Linked DNA regions of Homo sapiens: region 2 is linked to region 1. Evidence: read pairs that join two places in POLR2A ChIA-PET (ENCODE). Cell type or tissue: Panc1. All regions are shown on one strand.

What was found. Peaks named below come from ENCODE experiments on the same cell type or tissue, not always from the same donor. Only the 100,000 strongest peaks of a DNase experiment are listed, where the experiment ranks them.
Region 2: POLR2A ChIA-PET joins it to region 1 with 9 read pairs; 1 of 35 experiments calls an interaction of 5 or more read pairs at or near these places.

What each region holds. Positions count from the first base shown.
Region 1 is chr10:4,435,892-4,443,891 of GRCh38, reverse strand. No RefSeq gene overlaps it. Among named protein-coding and RNA genes, the nearest start is that of LINC00703, 56 kb to the right of the region's middle. In Panc1, no CTCF peak of the experiment used is centred here; no DNase peak of the experiment used is centred here; H3K27ac peaks cover 1,909 bases.
Region 2 is chr10:4,576,147-4,584,146 of GRCh38, reverse strand. No RefSeq gene overlaps it. Among named protein-coding and RNA genes, the nearest start is that of LINC00705, 76 kb to the left of the region's middle. In Panc1, no CTCF peak of the experiment used is centred here; no DNase peak of the experiment used is centred here; H3K27ac peaks cover 197 bases.

The DNA of each region.
Region 1 (8,000 bases):
TTCAATGGCTTATTTTGCAAAAATTAACAAGCTGGTCCTAAAAGTTATTTATTTATTCATTTATTTTTTTTTTTTTTGAGACAGGGTCTCACTCTATCACCCAGGCTGGACTGCAGTGGTGTGATCACGGCTCACTGCTGCCTCAACCTCCTGGGCTCAATTGATCCTCCTGCCTCAGCCTCCTGAGTAGCTAGGGATACTGGCACATGCCACCACATGCAGCTAATTTTTTTAAAATGCTTTTTTGTAGAGACAGAGTCCCACTATGTTGCCCAGGCTGGGCTCAGACACCTGGACTTATGCATCCCCCTGCCTCAGCATCCCAAATTGCTGGGATTACAGTCATGAGCCACCACACCAGGCCCAGTCCTAAAATTTACATGGATATGGAAAGCACACAGAATATGAAAAACAATTTTGAAATGCAGAATTAGAAAGTATAAGTACTCTGTGAATTAGAGAACTCACACTTTCTAATTTCAAAAGTTACTCTAACCCTACAGTAATCAAGACCAAGACCATGTGCTACTGGCACAAGGATACACATGCAAATCCATGAAGAAGACTTGGGAGTTCAGTGACAGTTTTAGTGTTGATATTTGACAAAGTTTCAAGGCAATTCAATTCATAAGGCACAATGTTTTAAAAAGTGCTTCTGAAATATTAGACATCTGTAAACATTGACTTTAGATCCTTGAGCGTTACACAAAAATTAACTAAAATATCACCGTAGACCTAAATGGGACAGGTAAAATTTTAAAACTTTTAGAAGAAAACATGGGAGAAAAATCTTTGCAACTTATCTGGAGTCCAAGAGTTATTAAATATGACAATGAATGCATGACCCATAAAAGAAAAAATATAAAGTAGATTCTATCATTATTAATATTTTTGTGCTTCAAGAGACAGATTTAATAAAATGAAAAACAAAATTGTAATTTCGGTGAAAACATTTGCAAACAATACACCTGATACAGAACTTGAATATAAAAAGAACTTTTACACCTCAATAATAATAAGACAAAAATATCAATTTAAAATAATAGTTGAAAGACTTAAAAAGACATTTCAACAAGAATTCATATGAATGACTGTTAAAAAAGAAAGAAAAAAGAGACAACATTGATCATTACGAAATGCAAATTGAAAAACAAGAACGCTGTAATCAAAAAAACTGATAATAATAAGTGTTGACAATAATAGATAGAAACTGAAGTCTTCATATTTTGTTGATGAAGATGTAAAATGATAGAGCTGCTTTAGAAAACAGTGCAACAGTTTCTCAAATAGTTAAAAATGGAGTTACCATATGATCCAGCAATTCCAAGTCTAGGCATCTACCCAAAAGATATGAATACATATGTCCACATGAACGTTTGTAGCCAAATGTTCAGAACAGTATATTCATAAGAGCCCAAAAGTGGGAAAAATGCAAATGTCTATCAAATGGTGAATGGATACAAAATATGGTATACCATACAATGGAATGTCGTTCAATAATAAAGAGTAGCAAAGTACAGGAATACATTACCATGCAAACGAGTCGCTAAAACACTATGCTAAATGGAAGAAGCCAGATGCAATCCTGGATATGTTGTATTGTTTCTTTTATGTGAAATGTCCAGAGTAGCAGAGTCTACAAAGAAGGAGGTAGATGAGTGGTTACCTGGGGCTGGGGGTGAGAATAGGGATTGACTGCCAGTGGGCATGAGGTTTCTTTTTGAAATGATGGAAATGTTCTCACAATATATTGTTGGCACAGGTCAGTAAATAGACCAAAATCATTGCATTATTATTTAAATCAAGATAAGTTTATGGTACGTAAATTGTAATCCAATAAAGCTGTTATTTAAAAAAGAAGAAACATTGACTTATCACGGTTTTATTTTTAGAACAATAAAGTTGTAGAGCTCATCAACGGAAGGTATCGGTGTAAAGATAAAAATAAGGATCAAAGGGAAAAATAGAATTGAGAACTAGACACACATATGGACCTTCAATTGCTGTCTTACGAAAGTGTCAAGGTAAGGCAATGGGAAAAGATATTACTTTTAATAAATGATGCTGGACCATGTGACTTTTCTTAGATAAAAAACAAAATGATAAAATATTTAATAAGTGATGCTGGACCATATGACATTTCTTAGATAAAAAACCATAAAAGAAATTCAGAAGTTGTGTTTGATATGTTTTAAGGTTAAAAAATAATTAAATATATAGAAGCCAATGAGAGTGAGCTCTCTCACTACTGGAGAAGGAAGTTTCAAGTAAGCAAAGGGAAATGGTTAGAATAAACTTTGTCGTGTTGCACTGGGATGGAAGATATCAGCATGAAGTCAAAGAAAAATATATATACATATATATAAATTCATAGGAATAAACACAGAAATGAATATATATGTGTGTATACATGGGTTAATATACATATATATGTTTTCTGTTTTGTCCGCTGAGAGAACTTTAGAAATTGCGACATTTCCATAGCAATGAACACACGATGTGAGGTCACAGATCTAGTTTCTAAAGAGCATTTTCCTATACAAGAAACCAAGGCCCCTTAGAGAAGATTCTAAAGCTGGGGAAGAACAATACTATATAAGCATGTAACATCTTGTGGAGCTTAATTAGGGTGAGAGAGTAAAAAGAAAAGAAAGAATAAGCCGGAGGCATGCAAAAAGGCTCAGGAAACACCTGAAAGAGCAATGACGGTCAACGCTGGAACAATCCGAGCAGCCGGAAAATCAATACCCATGGGTGCATATTGATATAAATAAGCAGGGCTGGGCCCGGTGGCTCACGCCTGTAAATCCCAGCACGTTGGGAGGCCGAGGCAGGCGGATCTCTTGAGCCCAGGAGTTTGAGACCGGCCTGGGCAACACAGTGAGGCCCCATCTCTACAAAAAATACGAAAATTAGCTGGGCAAGGTGGCACGTGCCTGTGGTACCAGATACTCGGGATACTGACATGGGACCATCACTTGAGCCCAGGAGATCAAGGCTGCGTGCAGTGAGCTGTGATTGCAACACTCTATTCCAGCCTGGGTGACAGAGTGAGACTCTGTCTCTAAATAAATAAAAATTACAATAAAAGAGGATGAGAGACAAACCTCCCTAACAAATGAATTTCCGTAAATAAAGGGTAAGGGAAATAGAAAATTACCGTTGAAACAACACAGAAATACCTGCTGTGGGCAGGATTAAATAAATGTTAAAATGAGAAAGCCGGCAGGTGAAAGTATAAGGAGCAACAGGGTATTCAAAGGACCTTAAAATGTCTCCTATACAATTTTGTTGTCCACTAACAGACAACAGTACCTGTATAGTAAGGAGGCCAGCCAGACCCACCTTAACCAGGAATCAAGGTTGACACCAAGCATCACGGGATACCTTGATGTCCTGAGCCCTGATCGGTGTGCCCAGAAGAGCTCTTGACCTTACTGGAGTTCTGAAGAGCCGAACGCACCACACAGTCTCTAAGTGGGTGCTGCTTGGCAGCAGCTCTGGCTGTGCTCTTTCTTTTTTTTTTTTTAAATTATTATTATACTTCAAGTTTTAGGGTACATGTGCACAATGTGCAGGTTAGTTACATATGTATACATGTGCCATGTTGGTGCACTTCACCCACTAACTCGTCATCTAGCATTAGGTATATCTCCCAATGCTATCCCTCCCCACTCCCCCCACCCCACAACAGTCCCCAGTGTTCAGGCCACAGCAGAGACACTGGTGGAATCGGAGGAGACTGAAAAGACATATTATCTAAATGTAATGTGGGCTCTGGGACCAGACCGGGAACAGAAAATGGACATTGGCAGAAATATCAGTGAAATAAATACAAATAAAACCAGCAATTTAATTTCTGACATTGCACCAGTGGCAATCTGAGTTTGCTTAGTGGAGTTCTCTGTACTCTCTTTGCAACAGCCCTGTGAGTCTAAATGTGTTTCAGATAATTTTATTTTTTAAAAAAACGGCATATAAGTACCCTCAAAGCTGGCTTCTTCTCTAAGGAAGTGTTGTAAGAATTGAATGAGCTTGTAGATCAGGTATCATTTTTATATGTTTAATTAATTGTAATTCTAATAGTAATTCATGTTTTATTTAATCTGATTTAAAAATCTTCTGTTACTCAACAGCAATTGCCTGTGCATTATTTAATTGACAGTCCGTGCCACAACTGTGTGTCTCCATGTTTATGTGTAGAGAGACATTTTAGGAGTTATTAATTTGTTTAAGGTGTTGTTAGCCTTTTTAATTAATTAATTTTAATATGTAATGCCAGTTCAATGCTCATTTGGAAGAGGAAACCATAAGCATCCAAATTAAAATCAATCTTATGATATTGCTGAAATCTTTTTAAGTACATGTTTTTACTTCTATTAACCATGAGTTAAAAATTAAATTGCATTTCTAAAATGTATTAATTCCGCACTTGTGTAATAAGACTAACCTCATAAGCAACAGGTCATCAGAGATTCATTGTGCATAATTCCTATTCAATATGGGGTTTGACACTCATTTTTCCCATTTCTCCTGAATATGTCAGTGAGCTCTCCCATCCCTACGTATGTTCTATTTGGCTAAAAGACATGAGACAGAATGAGTCTCATTCCTTTATTTTAAATTGAAAAGATAGACCTGGTAAGAGGTCATTTCATTTGAATTACATAGTGTCAAGGTCGGGGATTAAAGAGAATTTTTAGTTTAATATTTTACCTGGCACCCAATACACTAACCATGGGAAAGAGAAAATTTATTCACTCTTTTTAGACAGAACAGAATGTTAGGAATTTGTAACAATACGTTTGGGTCAGTCTAAACATAGTGACAATAATTAGCTTATTCATCTAACCAGTCAGTTCAGTGAATCAACTTGTTTAGCATTTTCTTCTTATCCTTATATGATGGGGTGTCTTCCTGCATTTATTCAATTCATTATTTTCCACAGCATTGCCTTCTCCAAGGAAGATAATAAACCCGTGTTTGCTGTTATTTTTTCCTTTGTTTGTTTTGTTTCATTTTGTTTTGATAGTCATTATTTGCATGTTTTGTGTTTTATCAATGAGCCAAACAGTAAATTGAATTATGTTTTCTTTTTCCAACCCATTGTTTTAGCCAGTTCTTTTACAATGAAATACTGCTTTACAGAAAGAAGTATTTCATTGTAAAAGAACAACCCTGGTCATTTTATGGCAAACGTATGGTGATAGAATCAATAAATAGCATTCATAGAAACAAAAAACGCCAGTTAAAGAAATCTCTCTGTCCCAAGGGTGGGAGGTTGAGGTGTGTGTCTAGAATTTTGTGGTGGGAGCTAGAGGGATATGGCAGCAGGCTGATATGTATTTAAGTCTTAGGCTTATCATGCACCGTTTGAAAATGTTATGCTTACATTGATAAGAAAAATAATTAAGATAAGGCTTCCTGAAATAGAGATATTTTCAAATTCTTCTCTGGACTCGTGATCTAACTCCTGAAATCCCTGTTGTATTTCAGGTTAATTTAGATTTGTCGTGTTCCAGGAACAGTTCAATAGTCATCTATAAAGCATCAGTGTGAAGGGGAAGGACTCTCTGGGAGTCAAGCAATTACCTTGGAGTCCAATTCCGGAGCTCTCTGCAGTTGTGAAAAGGAACAGAGGCTCCTCTTTCATCATCGATTTGTGGGGATGGACTGATTAATAGTTTTTTTTATTTTTTTAACTTATGTTTTTGCAATAAATTGACTCTCCTAGGTCTCTATTTTATAGCATTGTAGCTCTGTATAAACAAAAAATGTGGTGTAAACATCATTGCCGAATGTAAATTACACAGAAAAGACTTGATGTTTTGCTAAATAAGAGGAACTTTGTGGAAGTGAGATTCAGTTAGATACTGAGAAGTAGTTCTCCTTAATAGACACAATGCCTTTTGAGGGAAGTGGAATGAAAAAAAAAATGCCCTGAGGATATCAATGGCTTCTTAAAAAGTGGGTCAAATGAAATAAGTGACTATAATTTTTAAAGTAAATTTCTACCTGCATGATAAAAATAGTAAAGATGTTTATCATACTTCACAGGACAAGGAAAAATGTATTATTATTAATGTTAAATATTTATACCATGTCTAGGATCTCAATAGCTGGCAATTGGCATTGTATACATAAAAACTGATCATAATCTAACAAAGTTGGCATTGAAACAGGAAGTAATTGAATTACAAAGAAGACATACTAACTGAAAAATTTATCTTCAACAGTAAGCAGAAATCTTACAGATGTCCTCAGGAGTTGGCTGCAAACAGAAAGATTTAAAGAATATATATATTTTTTATTTAGAAAGGGGAAAAAAAACAGTAACCTTACTATTTTGTCCATAAATAGCATCCTTCTAAAACATATGTAGTGCTCTGCTAATTAATGGATAATACAAAGAAATGCTTGTGAATATAAAATATGAAAAGCAAATGAGTTTATGTGCTGGGAAAAAAATGAAGTTAATAAAACAAAGGACATTATTTTGGAGTGAAAATAACATTTTGAAATAAATTGAGTTATATTTCAAAGCAGAATGTTTGGAGACATTCTTTCAGTTTTACAGTGATCAGCAATGAGCAGACAGTAATGAGTATGAAGGCAATTGTACTCACACAGCAACAGCGCCAGTGACTGTTTCAGAAAGATACGGATAGCTCCCATCTGGCGATCATACACATACATATCTGAGAGATACTGTGCGTTTTAATGTAGATGCAGGTAAAACGTTAAATCCTTAAGGTGTTTCTGCGGGATGCCGGGGTCATCATCCCCAGTCTATTCTCAAGTAAACTGCAATCACAGTCATAGCTACTAGGTGACTTGTCGAAATTTGCGCAGCCAATAAAAATGTCCCAACAAACACAAAGCAGACATTGAATTATAATCCAGCAAACTATAGGACTGGACTGAAATGATCCCCACACCATTAGCAAAATTTATGGGTATATATGCACAATCAGTCTACATTTGCAATCAGAAAAATGACATATGTTTTTCTAAAAGTTCATGTATCTAAAAAGTTTTGCAAAAAGCTTCATGTGAATTTTCCAGTCCAGGCATTCCAGCGTGAGCTTTTGCCCTTCCTATCTGCAAGAATACTATCAATCTCCAAACCACTGTTCTAGCATCTGAAAACCATGGCACCAATGTGCCTACTGCTGACATGAAAGAAACAAGAACTAAGGATCAGATGGACTTGGGAGGTACTGATGTCTGCTTCTCCTCACTGAAGTCTTCTTACAGATGTTGCTAAAATGCCACCAGAAGCAGCAAATTTACCTCCATCAGTAGATGAAGCTTTCCTCCACTTCCTAACCAATGGATATTTTTAAAAACAGATCCTCTTTATATTGAGAGAAACCCATTTTTGTTTGAGAATATTCTTGGCAGTGCTGGCTCAGATGGCATAAGGACCAGGTTGGAAGTGTTCTCCTAGATATTCCATCAGGGAGGGTCAGAGGAAGGAGGACTTGCAGGAGTCAAAACCAGGTCAAGTATGGAGTTAAAAAGTCCAGGAATATTCTATGCAGGGAAGGGATCCTCCCTCTTTCTCCACCTACTGCCTGGAATTCTATCTTGATGACTGGATGTCAGCAGCCATACTGGACCATGAATATGGGAGCCACACAGAACAGGGATGACAAGCAGAAAGCAGAAAGGCCTTAAGCCTTCATGGAGTGCCTGTAAGACATCTAGATTGCTAGCTGATGGGCTTTCTTCTCTTGTGAGGGAGAAACCAACTGCTTTCTTTCAAAATTATTGCTATCTGGGACTTCTCTGTTACATAAAGTCAAATGCAATTCTGACACTTAACAAGGGGAATGAAAAAAGGGTTGGAAACTCACTGTCATATTTGAGTATGGCTAAGGACTGAAAGGGCATTACTGAATGCATAATAGCTGCCCCAGAGGGAGGGTGAGGCTGTCCATGTGCATCTGTAAGAGAGGACATAGGGACCATCTCCCTGTGAGATGTCCAAAAGCTTT
Region 2 (8,000 bases), 140 kb before region 1:
TAAACATTTTGGAAAATCATGGCTGGCACTGCAAGTCCAAGTACCCGTGGGGTCTCTACTGTCTTGAGAGACATGGTGAGCTAAACTCTCAGTACTACTAAGAAGGACTCACAGTATGAGGACTAAAATTTTTGAAAAAAAGAAAATTTGAACACATGTGAAGGAAAGGAAAATTTTGAAAATGACTGCTCTATTCTCCGAAGTTGTTAAAAATACTTCCTGCAAGTTGAAAAATGGAAAAAAAATCGGCTCTTGTGGGCTCCTTTTTAGCTTCTATTTTCAGTAAAATGGAATGCTCTTTGTGTAGCAGGATTTAGTGATACTTAGATGTGCTTGAACCCAGGTATGCAAGAGGGGCTCAGAAGAATAGAAGGATCCAGACTGCTTACTGGCAACCTGATAGAGAGCTACACCTAAAAAAAAGACAAAAACCACTGTAAGGCAATGAGCACAGCTGTAGCAATCATAAAACAATGAATGGAGAAAAATATCAAAGGCAAGTGTGGCAGAAGTGTTGGTAAAATTATTGATCAATTTAGGCACTGATCCACTGAAGCAGCACAGGAAAACAAAACAAAGCAAAAGCAGGAATATTTTCTAAAGTCTAAAAGTGATGTGCTCACTTTTCTTATGAAGAACAGGAAAGGGAGCATGAGGCACTTGATGGACTTGTGTATTAGAGTGCAACTGCTCAGAATTAAAGACAACTTTTCCCAGGGTCCAAACATCTTTGTCCTGCTCCTCCTGCTGTGAGCTGTGGATTCTGCCATCTGTCTCAGAGTTGCAAGATTACAAGAAAGCTGTGAGCCACGGTTGTTGTCTCATCTGAGGGTCAAATGGGGAAGGATCTGCTTCCAAACTCAGGCAGCTGTTAGCAGCGTTTACCTTCATAAGGGTGTTGCAGTGCGATAGAGGCTGCTGTAATCTGCTTTCAATGGGGTCCTCTCCACACACCAGCTTCCAGTCCACAGCTTGCCTCTTCAGTCTCCAAAAGAAAGAGTCCCCTGGCCTAATGAAAGCCACATCCTCCATGATGTAATCACATATATAAACAGAGACATCTATCACATTTGCTGCCTTCTGTTGATTAAAAGCAAATCACAGGTCACACTCAAGAAAACGAGAGGGGATTCCACACGGAGAATTCACAAAGCTGTGACTGCTAGTAGTCAGAGACCATTCGGTCACCTTATTGTCTGTCCAACACAAATATAGATGCAAAACTCTTAATAAAATGTCACCAAGTAAAAACAAAAATATGCAGAAGAGACTATATATCATGACTAAGTGGGGTTTGCCACAAGAATGCAAGATTGGTGTAATATTTAGAACATAACCAATATTAATTCTCTATGTTAACAGAATAAAGCAGAAAAATCATATGAAAATCTCAATAAATGAAAAAAGGCATTAACATAATTCAACTTTCATTAGTGATAAAAGCTCTTGACAAACTAAGAATAGAATGAATCTTTCCTAACTTAAAGAAGAGCATCTAAGAAAAAACCTCAGCTTGTATCACATTTAATGTTAAAATACCTAATGCTTTCTACCTATGATCAGGGGTAAGGAAGGATTTTTTTCTCAGAACTTTTGTTCATCATTGTACTAGAGATTCTAGCTACTAGGGAGGTTGAGGTGGGAGAATCACTTGTGCCCAGGAGGTTGAGGCTGCAGTGAGCTATAATTGTGCCACTACATTCCAGTCTGGGTGACAGAGTGAGACCCTGGCTCAAAAAAATAATAATAATTGACAAGCTGGTTGATATTTTTGTGGAAATGCAAAAAACCTAGACAAGTAAAAACATTCTTCAAATTGGAGAAACAGGATGTAGAACTCATGACACATAATATAAAAATATAGCAGTAATTAAGACAGTGTGGTAAAGATAAAAGTTGCATCAATGGGACAGAATAGTCCAGACGATGACCCACATTTTGTTCCTTTGCACAACCTTGTGGTTCCCTTCCAGGGTGGCTCCGCACTCAGCCCTGTGATCACCTGAGTAATGGGAAGTCAGTGAGTGCAGTGCCTGCAGAGGGAGCATGCTTGCCAATCACCATCACCCACTTTTGCACTTGTGCCAGAGGATGTGCCCAAGCCAACCTGAGAAAGATGAAAGACACATGGCTCAGACACTCCATTACCCCATCCCAGGGCCATTAACCTGCCAGGCATGTGAGTGAGCCTGTCTAAAACAGCTCAGCTGAGCCTCGTCTAAATTGAAGACTTGCAAAGTCATGGGTGAAATGAGAATTTATTATGTTAAGTTTTTTGTTAATGATGGTTTTGAGGTCATGTGTTAATGCGGCATCATTTTGCTGTAGGTAAGTGATGTCCTTATAATTAAATTTGTAAGTGCTTATCAATGTATTTGTACTTACAATCTATCTCAAAATCTCACCTCAAAGAAATTCTCATTTCTTTACTTTAAAAGGTTATTAGTATTATTGAGGTATTTTGGTGTATGGGGGGTAGTAGTTATTTGGAAAGCCTTGTCATTCATATTATGGGTTTGATTTTTTCCCGTTGGTAGCACAGCAGTCCACTTTTCTAGTACTAAAGCTTGTGTTGCTGCTGGATCCCAAAAAGTAGCATGAGATTTGGAGAGGGTATTGTACACAAATAATTGAGTTCCAGTAAAATTTTCTAAACATCCATCTGATTTGTTTTTTTCCACCAGAATCCAAAATTCTTATCAAGTTATCTTCAATCTATGCAAGGAAAATATTTATCCCAAAGGAGGATTTTCAGAAGATGACACATGAGGGGCATTCATCACAGTCAAGTCTTTTGTTTTGAAATACGGAATCTGCATACCTACTGCTTTCCAAGTTTTGTAAAAAAAAAAGAAGAAAAAAGCAAAATGCTCTGAGAATTATCTAATTCATTTTTGCATAAAGAATTTCCATTTTCTATTTTTCCGTTGTCTAATTCACTTGCATAAAGAATTTTCTTTTTCATGTTTCAATTCACATCTAACAAATGTTATCATACTTTTTCAAATACTCTTTATTTCATTCACTGTAATTCCAATTGGCTTAGTTAATAATCTTACATGTGTAAACCATCCTCAGCCTTTAAATAAGGTTCTTGTTCTGGGATTAAAGAAAAATTTTAATCAATCAATTAATTACTAATTGCATTTTGCATTTAGCACCTACTGCCTCTGAATTTTTTAACTGAAAATATACCTACTCTTATATTTTTATTTTAGCGTTTATTTTTCAAGTCTGCTAGTGACAATCCAAATTATATTTTTTAATCCAGATATTTTTAATTTAGAAATTAGGAGAGGAATTTTGGTAAGCCACACTATCCTCTGAGGAGCAACTGAATATATTAGAATTCTAAATGGTACCACACGATGGGAAAAAAATGGCAAAAATAATCCCAAAGTCTATATTATGTTGAAAACTTCAAATGAAATTCTAAGTCTTCACTAACTGAATGGACTCATTTTTGGCCCAGCGGATGCCAGAAAACCCTTAAGATTGAATTCCTGGACATGACAGGATGGGCGGTGAGGTATGGCTCATTATACTCCCTCACTTTTGGGGTTTAGACACAACTGACCAGCATAGATGTTAAAATACAGATTATAAGAATGGCAGAACAGACTCTCTGACAATACGATATCAAATTATAAACAGAACCTAAACCCATGGCAGGCGAGGTTTAAGTCACTTACCTACCCTTGAAGAATAAGCTTGTTCTCACTGCCATAGCTTTTTTTTTTTTTTTTGTCTTTCTCTAGCAGCTAAATAAGCACTGGCCTGGAGATAAGCACTAGTGAAAGAATTTGCAGCTCATCCACTGCTGGACCCTGATTAAGTGACCCCCTGTTCCACAAGCCATGACTCCAGCTTTGACTGGACAAGAGACTGATTTCAGTAGCTTTTTTTCATATAAGAAGACCATTGACTGTGGAATGATTCCAGAGGCTGCACACTGTCAGGACTTCATGTCCTGAAAAGACCTTTTGACATGTACGGCCTGATTGCAATGCATTTGAATGTTGTCTCCACCCTAAAGTGAACATGGATCATATGTTACATGCACGTTTGTTCAATGCCCATGTGGCAAGACCCCTTGATGAATATTCGTAACTCCTCCTGTAACCTGTTGAATATGTATGTCCTACCCCAACCCCTCCTCCTTCATGGTGCCTGTCTTTGGTCTTGACTAGAGGCCAACCTGCAGGTTGGCCACCTGGCAGGCTGTAACCCTAAGAAATAAAAACTTCTTTTCTCCTTTTCAAAATGTATAAATTGTGATTTCTATTAAGTCAACAATGTCCAGGAATAATGTTATTCTTGAGACAGTTTTATGATCTGAGCTTTGTTCAAAAACTGGAAAAGTTACAAAGTAAAACCATAATTTTCTTTAGTGGGTTAACTGTGTGCCAATTTAAATTTAATTTTTTCAGCTGTGTTGAGGAAAAATTTATGCCTCCGAAGCTGCACATGTAGAAATTTCACAATTTGAAGAATTTTCACATATGTATGCTGGGTGAAACCACACCATAATCAAGATACCCAACATTTCTACCTTCCCCAAAAGTTTCTTCACACCGTTGTGCATTCATCTCTTCATTCAACCCTTTCTCTGCAATCAATGGTTTACTTCTCGTCAGTATGGATTAATTTGCAATTTCAAGAATGTTGTATAAATGAAATTATAGAGCAGTACGTTTTTGTCTGATTTTATTCACTCACAGAATTATTTCAAGATCCATCCATATTGTTGCATGATTCAGAAGGCTGCTCTTTTTATATTGCTGAGTAGTTTTCAATGGAATATACTACATTTTGTATATCCATAAGCCTATCATGTGCATTTTGGAATGTTTCCATTTTTTTGGTAATTGCAAATAAAACTGCAATGAACACTCATGTATAAGTCTTTGTATAGACATGTATGGCTTTCTTTCTTGGGTAAGTAATTACTAGTGGCAGAGCTTCTAGTTATAGTAGGTTGCTGTGGTATGAATGTGCATCCCTCTAAAATTCACATGTTGAAATCCCCTCCTCTAAAGTGATGATATCAGGAGGTGGGGCCTTTGTGAGCTTATTAGGCCAAGAGACTATAGTCCTCATGAAAGAGATTAGTGCTCTTCTTTATATACATATATGTATGTATTTTTTAAATTATACTTTAAGTTCTAGGGTACATGTGCACAACGTGCAGGTTTGTTACATATGTACACATGTGCCATGTTGGTGTGCTGCATCCATTAACTCGTCATTTACATTAGGTATATCTCCTAATGCTATCCCTCCCACCTCCCCTCACCCCACAACAGGTCCTGGAGTGTGAGGTCCCCTTTCCTGTGTCCAGGTGTTCTCAATGTTCAATTCCCACCTATGAGTGAGAACATGCGGTGTTTGGTTTTTTGTCCTTGTGATAGTTTGCTGAGAATGATTGAACAGGCAACCTACAGAATGGGAGAAAATTTTTGGAATCTACTCATCTGACAAAGGGCTAATATCCAGAATCTACAAAGAACTCAAACAAATTTACAAGAAAAAAAAAACCCCGTCAAAAAGTGGGTGAAAGGTATGAACACACTTCTCAAAAGAAGATATTTATGCAGCCAACAGACACATGAAAAAATGCTCATCATCACTGGCCATCAGGGATTAGTGCTCTTCTAAAACAGACTTCAGAGAGCTCCCTCACCCCTTCTGCCATGTGAGGACAGTCAGAAGGTGCCGTCCATGAACCAGGAAGCCGGTCCTCACTGGACCGCGAATCTGCTGGCACCGTGATCTTCAACTTCCAGCCTCCGCACCTGTGAGAAATAAATTTCTGTTTATAAGCCACCCAGTCTGTGGTGCTTTGTTGTAGAAGCCCAAGTAGACTACGAGATAGATGTATTTTTTACTTGTCAAAAAGAATTGCCAAATTTTTTCCAAAGCTGTCACACCATACTCACCCACTGTTTGAGAGGTATGTGTGTCCTATGTCCTCACCAGTCCTTGGTGTGGTCACAGTCTTCAGTCTTTCCAGAAGGTGTTTGGTAGTAGCTTGCCTGTTTTAGTTTTAGGTTTTATATTAATGTCTGTGATCCATTTCAAGTTACTTTTGGGGTTTCTACGGTGTGAGTAAAGCACCTGTGTCTAATTTTCCAGCATCATTTTTTGAAATAACTTTCTGCTTCCCATTGAATTGCCTTGATATCTTTGTCAAAAATCTACTTAACATACATGTGTAGGTCAACTTCTAAACAAGTAGTTCTGAATTAAGGGTAATTTTTTGCCCAGTTGCCCCCTAGGGAACATTTGTTAATGTCTGCAGACAATTTTGCTTGTCATAACTGGAAGATACTACTATTAAATAGCATTTGTATATAGAGGTCAGAGATGCTGATAAAGTCCTACAAATCACTGGGCAGCCCCACAACAAAGAATTATCTGTCCCCAAATGTCAACAGGCCAAGATTGAGAAGCATTCTCTACACATTCTCTGTAGTTTCATAGACATAGTCATCTGTTTTTTCACCAATACCACATAGTCTTGTTTACTGTAGCTTTAGAGTCAGTTCTAAAATCAACTGGAATAAATCCTCCAACTTTCTTCTGCTTTAAAATAAATCACTTTTTATATTTTATCTTTATATATAAAAAAACTATAGTTTTTTATATTTCCATGTGAGTTTTAGATACAACTCATCAATTTTTATAAAAGTCATGCGTGTATGTGTGGGTCTATTTCTAGGTTTTCTATTCTGTTCAATTTATCCACGTGTCTATCCACTATGAATTACCACACAGTTGTGATTAGTGCATCAACATAAGCCTGGAAACTGGATTGATTCCTCCCACTTCATTTTTCCTTTAAAAATTGTTTATTTATTCCTATGTCTTTCTACATAAGTTTGAGAATAAACTTGTCTGCATCCACAAAAATTTTGCTGGAATTTTGATAGACACTGGATTGAATCTGTATATAAACTTGGAGATGACAGGCGTCTTTACTATGCCGTCTTCCAATCCATGGTTATGGTATGTGTCCTCAGTTATTTAGCTCTTTAATTATTTCATTAGCATTTTAAAGCTTTCAGCATACAAGTCGTATAGTCCTACATATATATATGACAGGGTCTCACTCTCTCTCATCTAGGCTGGAGTGTAGTGGTGCAATCACAGCTCACTGGATCTTTGAATCCCTGGGCTCAAGAGATCTTCCCGTCTCAGCTATCGGAGTAGCTGGGGCTACAGGTATGTACCACCATGCCTGACTAATTATTATAATTATTTTGTAGAGGTGGGATCTCTCCATCTTGCCCAGGCTGGTCTCAAATTCCAGGGCTCAAGCAATCCTCCTTCCTCAGCCTCCCAAAATGTTGAGATTACAGGTGTGAGCCACTGTGCCCAGCCCTATATAAGCTTTATTAAATTTATGCCTATTTCTTTTTAAACAATTTTAAATGTTATTTTATTTTCAATTTTCTTGTTCATTGTGTTCATTGTTAGCCTTAAAAATACACATAAATTTTGTATGTTTATCTTGTATTCTGTAATAACTGAGTTCAGTAACTAGTTCTAGAGTTTCATTTTGTTTTGTTTAGATATCTTGAGATTTTCTATGTAGACAATGAAGTCGTGTGTAAAATAGAGAGTTTTATTTTTTCATTTTTGTTTTGTGTCCCATCAATTTTTTCTTGCATTATTGCATTAACAGGAACTTCTAGTAATATGCGAAATAACAGTGGCAAGAATAGAGATTTTGGCTTGTTCCTCATCTTAGGGGGAAAACATTCAGTCTTTCATCATCAAGTAGAACAAGCTGTAGAGTTGTTTTCATTTATGTTTTTCAGTAGAAACTCTTTATAAAGTTGATGAAGTTCCCTTCCATTAACATTTTTCAGAGAATTTTTAACATGAATAAGTGATGACTTTTGTTAAAGGCTTTTTTCTGGGTCAATCGTTAAGAGCATATGCTTTTCTTCTTTAGCTTGGCTTGTTAATATGCTGGATTGCATTACTGGATTTTC